Regions from separate parts of the Homo sapiens genome. Here region 1 is linked to region 2. Evidence: read pairs that join two places in POLR2A ChIA-PET (ENCODE). Cell type or tissue: OCI-LY7. All regions are shown on one strand. Each heading gives the region's core, and the rest is flanking DNA. Links, peaks and the distances in the headings are about the cores only. Region 1 overlaps MYH14 (myosin heavy chain 14). Region 2 overlaps MYH14 (myosin heavy chain 14).

Region 1 (4,389 bases), core at 282-4,281, 56 kb after region 2:
TCCCAGGAGCCCATCAAGGGCCAGACTTTTCTTAGGAATGTGTGGGGTTTGGACAACCCAGGTCTGCTGAGTTAACCCTTTACTGCACAAGGGTCCAAACAGTGACGTCAGTATGCAGTGTTCTGCGTCTCCCGCTTGGCTTTCCTCCGTGATGATCACCAACAGAGGCTTTCCACACAGGGGCCACCAGCAGATGGAGTCTTGCCCCTAACAACCTTGGCCAGCCTGGTCTCTCTTATCATAGAGCTCCAGCCAGATTCCCAGGTTTCATGCTCATTGGCCCAGCTGGAGTCATGTGACCATCCCAGAGCCAGTTAGTAGGGATCAGATGAGCCAGGCTGGCATCACATGCCTACCCAAAGCAGAGGGTGCCAAGCCAGGTCGCCATGCACCATGGAGCTCAGGGACTAGGTGTTCCCCCAGGGGGAAATTGGAAAGGAATGAGAAGGATGGAGGTTTTGGGGGCAGTAATGTAATTCTGAATACGATGTCTGAGAGATCAGCCTGCATTCCCTTGGTCAGTGTTAACTGAGCACCTACTATGTGCCCAGAACTTTTATAGAGGCTGGGGTAAATGGTGATTAAAAAGAGACAAGGTCCTGCCACCATGGAGCTCACAGTCTGGGACAAGAGTTGCTGCACTGCGGCCTGTGGGCCAGATGGCTGTTTTTGCAAAAGCCCTTTCGTTAGCATGGTGTCTGCAGCTGCATCTGAGCTACAGCAGCTGAGTGGAGTAGGTAAACAGCCAGAAGCTGAGGTTAGGGGCTCACACCTGTAATCCCAGCACTTCGGGAGGCCAAGGCAGGAGCATCACTTGAGCCCAAGAGTTCAAGACCAGCCTGGGCAACAAAGTGAGACCCTCATCTCTACAAAAAAAAAAAAAACAAAAACAAAAACTGGGTGTAGTGGTGCACACCTGTAGTCCCAGCTACTTGGGACGAAGGATTGCTTAAGCCCAGGAGTATGAGGCTACAGTAAGCCATGATCGCATCACTGCACTACAGCTTGGGTGACAAGAGTGAGACCCTGTCTTGAAAAAATAAATCAAAATTAAAAACTGGCCAGGCACGGAGGCGTATGCCTGTAATCCCAGCAGTTTGGGAGGCTGAGGCAGGTGGATCACTTCAGGTCAGGGGTTTGAGCCCAGCCTGGCCAATATGATGGAACCCTGTCACTACTAAAAATACAAAAATTAGCTGGATGTGGTGTCAGGCACCTGTAATCCCAGCTACTCAGGAGGCTGAGGCAGGTGAATCGCTTGAACTTGGAAGGTGAAGGTTGCAGTGAGCCAAGATCGCACCACTGCACTCCAGCCTGGGTGACAGAGTGAGACTCTGTCTCAAAATAAATAAATAAATAAAAATAAAAATTAATAATAAATAAAAAACAGCCAGGGTGGCCTGTAAAATCTCAAATATTTCCTGCCTGGCCCTTGAAGAAAAAGTTTGCCTACCTTAGGTGTTGGGGGTTGGGGTCAAGTAGGATTTGATTGGCATCATTTGAGAAATGTGAATGATACCTGCGAAAGATGCAAGGAGTCGGGGCAGAAAAGGAGAGAATAGAAGGGATACAGAATTGGGTGGAGAGGAAAAGAATCAAGTAGACTTGTGTAGAACGGAGTAGAATATGATTGAACAGAAATTATCAGAGCAGATCTCACTTAGCAAGGGCGACGAGGTTTTGTGAAATTTTTGTTTCAGTTCTGTGTGTACCTCTGTCACTGCAGCCTGAATCATGCCATGTAAAGCTCATCTCTCACTAAGGACCTTGGACTAACAGGCTTAAGAAACACTGGCCTTTGGCCAGGCATGGTGGCTCATGCCTATATCCCAACACTTTGGGAGGCTGAGGTGGGTGGATTACTTGAGGCCGGGAGTTGGAGACCAGCCTGGCCAACATAGCGAAACCCTCTCTACTGAAAGCACAAAAATTAGCCGGACGTGGTGGCATACGCCTGTAATCCCAGCTACTCGGGAGGCTGAGGCAGGAGAATCGCTTGAACCTGGGAGGCAGAGGTTGCAGTGAGCCGAGATCCCACCACTGCACTCCAGCCTGGGCGAGAGAGCAAGACTCTGTCGAAAGGAAGGAAGGAAGGGAGGAAAAAAGGAAGGAAGGAAGGACTGTTCCACAGAATAGCAGCAGCCACAGTACACAGTGTCTCTTGGATGTGGAAGGATCCTTTAGCCAGAGAGATTAGATAGATCAATAGTGTATTTAGTGGTGCTTGCCTGTACCTGTCAGTGTTCTAGGCCTGTGACCAGGGACTGTTGCCAAGGCGGGGACACACAGCTAATAGGTGGAGGAGAAGGGATTTGAACCCAGAAACTCAAACCCCACTAAGAGTGTGAGGTCTTGGCGCCTGAAGTCAGCCATTCCACCCCTTTCACCTCCACCTAGGTGAAGCCACTGCTGCAGGTGACGCGGCAGGATGAGGTGCTGCAGGCACGGGCCCAGGAGCTGCAGAAAGTGCAGGAGCTACAGCAGCAGAGCGCCCGCGAAGTTGGGGAGCTCCAGGGCCGAGTGGCACAGGTGAGGGGGCGGGGGCAGGGCGTGGGGGCGTGTCTTCGGGGTGGGGCTGTGTCGCATGGGTGGAGCCAGGTGTGAGGGGCGGGGCTTCCGGCTGAGCCAGCCTGTGCCCAGGCAGGGCTGTCGGGAGGATGGGAGCAAAGCTAAGGTGTACTGAGGCCGGGCGGGGATTGGGGCTGTTTAGTTTGGTTGAGTCGTGACGTACAGGGAGCAGGGCCCTGGGGGTGTAGCCAGGGTATGGGCCGGGTAGGGGTGGGGTGGGAGAGTCCTGCAGAGCCAGAATGGAGCTGGGCTGTAGGATCTGGGGGCAGGGGCCTCAGCTGTGGCCGGGCTATGGTATGCAGGTGGCGAACTTATAACTGTTTCCAGTATTTCAGCTATCTTAAAATAATGCTAGAACATTTGGGAGGCTGACGCGGGCAGATCACCTGAGGTCAGGAGTTCAAGACCACTCTGGCCAACATGGTGAAACCCCGTCTCTACTAAAAATGCAAAAATTAGCCGGGTGTGATGGCGCACGCCTGTAATCCCAGCTACTCTGGGAGGTGGAGGTTGCAGTGAGCCGAGATGGCGCCACCGCACTCCAGCCTGGTCGGCAGAGTGAGACTCTGTCTCAAAAATAATAATAATAATAATAATAATGCTAGAACAAACCCCTTCTTGAGCATTTTTCTGTTTGCCTTTTCTGCATTATTTCCTGTGGTTACATTTTAGGTATGAAATGTATTAAATGAAATGTGAGGTAGTAGAAAGACCCCTCGGGGGTTATTTGAAGGATGGACTGGAAGGGGAAAGGCTAGAGTCTGGGAGGCTGGGGAGGAGGCTGGAGAGAGACAGGTGAGAGAAGGAAAGACCTGAGCCTGTTGGGGCTGTAGGGACAGAGAGGAGGGGCCAGAGAGAGCAGGGGTGCAGACTGATGGCTGTGAGAGGTGAGGGAGGGCATCCCCAGGATTCTGACTTAGTGATTAGGGGGATGTGGGCTCATCCTGAGATGGGGACCTGAGGGGGAGGAGGTGGGGACACCGTGTCCTCCTGCCCCTCAGTCCTGCCCTGGAGAACTTAAAGGCCAAAGCAAGTTACAAGGCAGTAGGCACCCAGTGCAGGTTGCCCTGGGAGCACTGCCTGCTGACCACTAACCTCCCACACACTCCCCAGCTGGAAGAGGAGCGCGCCCGCCTGGCAGAGCAATTGCGAGCAGAGGCAGAACTGTGTGCAGAGGCCGAGGAGACGCGGGGGAGGCTGGCAGCCCGCAAGCAGGAGCTGGAGCTGGTGGTGTCAGAGCTGGAGGCTCGCGTGGGCGAGGAGGAGGAGTGCAGCCGTCAAATGCAAACCGAGAAGAAGAGGCTGCAGCAGCACATACAGGTCTGGCCCCTTGCATGCCCACCAGGCCACCCTCCAGACCCCTCTGTCTACACCATCCACCTTTGCTTCTACAAACCGTGTGTCTTTGGGCCATGAATTTGTAGAAAACTCAGTTCTAAGTGAATTTGCAAAAAGAATACATTTTTGATTCAGATCGCGGGAGACCTTAAAATGTGTGAGCTTCACCTATGGATGGATCCAGGCATCCAAGTGATATGTTCAGCTTCAGGCCTGGCTGGATCCAGGTGTCTGAGTGATTTCCTCAGCTTCAGGCATGGCTGGATGCAGGAATCCAAGTGATATCCTCAGCTTCAGGCATGGCTGGATCCAGGCGCCTAAGTGATGTCCTCAGCTTCAGGCATGGCTGGATCCAGGCATCCAAGTGATATCCTCAGCTTCAGGCATGGCTGGATCCAGGTGCCCAAGTGATGTCCTTAGCTTCAGGCATGGCTGGATCCAGGCATTCAGGCAATGTTCTCAGTACTCCCCCTCTCTCCGTCT
Region 2 (4,389 bases), core at 128-4,127:
AACAAACAAACAAACAAACAAAAAAACCCAACAAACCCACCAAACATACCATATTTGGTTTCTGTAAAAAAATAAAAAAGAGAGAGAGAATTTTTAAAAAACAAAAACCATACTATCTAATTTACATTTTTAATCTTTTTATCTGTCTCCTGGGATTACAGCAGCTCTGTCAAATAGCAATATAATACAGGCCAGATGTGTAATGTAACATTTTCTAGTAGCCACATTTAATGATAAAAGTAAAAAAGGAACGGGTAACATTAATTTAATGATATATTTTATTTAACCCAGTAGATTGAAAATATTATCATTTCAGCATGTCATCAAATATTTAAAATCTCAGCAAACTATCTTTTTGTTGTACTAAGTCTTGGAAATCTGGTGTGTATCTTACACTTAGAACTCCAGATGGGGATATTTATATTTAAATTTTAAGATGGGGCTCGGTGGCTCACACCTGTAATCCCAGTACTTTGGGGAGCCAAGGCAGGAGGATCGCTTGAGCCCAGGAGTTTGAGACCAGTCTGGGCAACATAGAAGACCCTGTCTCTACAAAACAAATTTAAAAATTAGTAGGCATGGTGGCATGCCTGTTAATACATTTATTTTTTAATTAATAAATTTCAGACATGAATCACCTGAGGCTGGGAAGTCAAGGATGTGGTGAGCCGTGGTTGTACCACTGCACTCCAGCCTGAGCAACGGAGTGAAACCTCATCTCAAAATAAAATAAAATAGATTGAATTTAAATGAATGAAATTGAAAATGTGTTTCCTCAGTGACACATGCCACATTGCAAGTACCCGGTAGTGCACAGGTGGTGGTGGCTTCTGCAGTGGACAGCCCGGGGCTAGAAAGTAAACTTTTGGAGGCAGGCGTCTTCTTCCAGCTTGTCTGTTGCTCCATTGTCAGTGCCCAGAACTGAGCCTGGCCAGGAGTGGTGGCTCACGCCTGCAATCCCAGCACTTTGGGAGGCTGAAGAGGGTGGATCACCTGAGGTCAGGAGTTCAAGACCTGCCTGGACAACATAGTGAGACCCTAATTTCTACAAAAATTGAAAATAATTGGCCAGGCGCGGTGGCTCACACCTGTAATCCCAGCACTTTGGGAGGCCGAGGCGGGCAGATCACCAGGTCAGGGGATCGAGACCAACCTGGATAACACAGTGAAACGCTGTCTCTACTAAAAATAGAAAACAATAGCCGGGTATGGTGGCAGGCGCCTGTAGTCCCAGCTACTCAGGAGGCTGAGGCAGGAGAATGGCGTGAACCCAGGAGGCGGAGCTTGCAGTGAGCCGAGATCGTGCCACTGCACTCCAGCCTGGGCGACACAGTGAGACTCCATCTCAAAAAAAAAAAAAAAAGAAAATAATTAGCCGGGGCCGGGTGTGGTAGCTCATGCCTATAATCCCAGCACTTTGGGAGGCCGAGGCAGGCAGATCACCTGAGGTCAGGAGTTCGAGACCAGCCTGGCCAACATGGTGAAACCCTGTCTCTACTAAAAATACAAAAATTAGCTGGGCGTGGTGGCAGACGCCTGTAATCCCAGCTACTTGGGAGGCTGAGGCAGGAGAATCACTTGAACCCTGGATGCCGAGGTTGCAGTGAGCTGAGATCACGCCATTGCACTCCAGCCTGGGCAACAAGCGAGACTCCGTCTCAAAAAAAAAAAAAAAAAAAAAAAAAAAAAAAAGAACTGACCCTCTGAGCCTGGTTCACAGCCTAGCTTATTAAAGAATGAATGAGTGCCTAGAGAGGTGAATGAATGAAATGAGTAAGCTGGGTCTGTTAACCCACTTTGCAGAAGTATGGCAAGAGGTCTGGTAAAGGAAGGCAGAGGTGGCTGCCTGGGGAATTTGGGGTAGGGAAGGGAGGCCCGGGGGACGGAGCCCCATCTGACCCCCACCCTCTTTCTTTGCCCCTGCAGACCATGGCAGCCGTGACCATGTCGGTGCCCGGGCGGAAGGCGCCCCCCAGGCCGGGCCCAGTGCCCGAGGCGGCCCAGCCGTTCCTGTTCACGCCCCGCGGGCCCAGCGCGGGTGGCGGGCCTGGCTCGGGCACCTCCCCGCAGGTGGAGTGGACGGCCCGGCGTCTCGTGTGGGTGCCTTCGGAGCTTCACGGGTTCGAGGCGGCGGCGCTGCGGGACGAAGGCGAGGAGGAGGCGGAGGTGGAGCTGGCGGAGAGCGGGAGGCGGCTGCGACTGCCGCGGGACCAGATCCAGCGCATGAACCCGCCCAAGTTCAGCAAGGCCGAGGACATGGCCGAGCTGACCTGCCTCAACGAGGCCTCGGTCCTGCACAACCTCCGGGAGCGGTACTACTCCGGCCTCATCTACGTGAGTGGGCTCCTGCTGGGGGGCGCGTGCGGCGGAGTTGCTGCCGGTTGGGGAACCAGGTCCACCACCCGGCTCCCCTGCATTAACTTGAGGCTGTTTATCATCTGTATCCCATGTCCCGTGACTGTTCCTACACTTACATGGTTGCCAAATTATGAATTGTTGGATTACTAGGACAGCCTCGGAACCTACTGGGGACATTGCATGATACATATGGTAGATAAACTGTATTATTTTCCTAAAGTATAAAACGTTCCAATTTCTCAGATATAGCTCATCCCGAGTTTTAAGGAACGGAAACAGATGTGTGACAATCATTAATGTGAATCACTGAGTATAGAAATGTGTTGCTTGAGGTTCAAGACCAGCCTGGGCAACAAAACGAGACCCTATCTCTTAAAAAAAGATAAATTAGCCAGGTGTGGTGGTGGCCCGTGCCTTTAGTCTCACCTTCTAGGAAGACTGAGGCAGGAGGATCACTTGAGCCCGGGAGGTCAAGGCTGCAGTGAGCTATGATGATACCACTGCACTCCAGCCTGGGTGACAGCACAAGACCCTGTCTCAAAAAAAGACAAAAAGCAAAAACCTTATGCTAGGCTCTGTGCTAAATGCCTATCTATTAATTCATTCAATCTCACCATAGGAAAGATAGAGTCTATTATTATTACCATTTTACCTAAGAGGCAAATGAGGCCCAGAGAGAGTTAATAACAATAAAAATGAACATTTATTAAACATTTACCAACCATTCTTCCAAGCTTTCTAAAATACATTGCCTCTGTACATTTTCAGAATTATAAAGCATCTGATCCTCATTTTACAGGTAAGAAAACTGAGGCACAGAGAGTTCAAGGTCACACAATTAGACCTGACAGAGCCAGGTAGTCTGTCTTCTCACTTTGCTGTGGTGCCTCTTAAGATTGAGATGGGGCTGGGAATGGTGGTTCATGCCTGTAATCTCAGTACTTTGAGAGGCTGAGGTGGGTGGATTGCTTGAGCCCAGGAGTTCGGGACCATCCTGGGCATGGCAAAACCCCATCCCTGCAAAAAAAAAAAAAATACAATAAATTAGCTGGGCATGGTGGCACACTCTTGTAGTCCCAGTTACTTGGGAGGCTGAGGTGGGAGAATCACCTGAGCCCTGAAGGTGGAGGCTGCAGTGAGCTGTGATGGCGCTACTGTACTCCAGCCTGGGTAACAAATCAAGACCCTGTCTCAAACAAAACGAAACAATACAAAAACCCATTGAGAAGAGATTGATGATACTTAGGTTGACTATGGTAGTCTTCCCACGTCTGTGCTAAGCATTGGAGGTTCGTTGCATTTTTAAAACTCTTTACAGCAAACGGATGGGGTAGAGCAGTGGTTCTTAACCCCACCTCTATGGTAGAATCATTTGGGGAATTCTTAGAAAATACCAGTGACGGAGCCCCACCCCAGAACTTTCAGTCGAGCTCTCTGGGGCTGTGACATGAACATTGGTATTTTTAATAAGCTTCCAAGGAGGTTCTAATGGGCAGCCAAGGGGTTATTAATTTCATTGAACAAAAGAGCAAACAGGATTAGAGAGATTGACAAGGAATATGGACAATCATAATGAAAAATAATAATAAGAGGAGGCTAGCAAATATTTAATCGAGCACTCGTGATGTGCCAAGCACTGTTCTAAGTGTGGCGTGTGAGTTATCAGCTTCCCTCTGGGCCAGGGACTGCTGATATCACCTGATGTTCAGGATGTTAAGTGACCCACAGCCATGAAGGAATCACGCCAGGATTTGAACCCAGGCAGCTGGTTCCAGAGTCATGCTCCAAACTCTAGCTTAGACTGGTGGGGTCTCACAGCTTTGCTCCAACATCCACCCCTCTGAGGTTCACAAAGCGGAAGATTAGAATATTTTTGTGAAGTCCCACTCCTACTTGGAGATCGAGGCTCTGAGATAAGCAGTGGCTGGCTCAGGGTCCCTCAGCTTGTGGTGGCAGGTGTGGAATTTGAATCGAGGGCTGTCGGACCCTGCATGGGGTTGGTGTCTTCTCCAGTCTGCACTGGCCCTTTCC

Evidence for each region. ChIA-PET counts read pairs that join two places held together with the same protein. Peaks named below come from ENCODE experiments on the same cell type or tissue, not always from the same donor. Only the 100,000 strongest peaks of a DNase experiment are listed, where the experiment ranks them.
Region 1: POLR2A ChIA-PET joins it to region 2 with 5 read pairs; 7 of 35 experiments call an interaction of 5 or more read pairs at or near these places.

The regions. Positions count from the first base shown.
Region 1 is chr19:50,264,480-50,268,868 of GRCh38, forward strand. MYH14 (myosin heavy chain 14) reads left to right here. Exons shown (of 43, transcript NM_001145809.2): 23 at 2,398-2,529; 24 at 3,682-3,888. Among named protein-coding and RNA genes, the nearest start is that of KCNC3, 63 kb to the right of the region's middle. In OCI-LY7, for the core only: no CTCF peak of the experiment used is centred there; a DNase peak (open chromatin) is centred at 2,622.
Region 2 is chr19:50,208,437-50,212,825 of GRCh38, forward strand. It overlaps MYH14 (myosin heavy chain 14), which reads left to right. Exons shown (of 43, transcript NM_001145809.2): 2 at 1,927-2,334. The coding sequence starts at 1,930. Among named protein-coding and RNA genes, the nearest start is that of MYH14, 7.0 kb to the left of the region's middle. In OCI-LY7, for the core only: no CTCF peak of the experiment used is centred there; no DNase peak of the experiment used is centred there.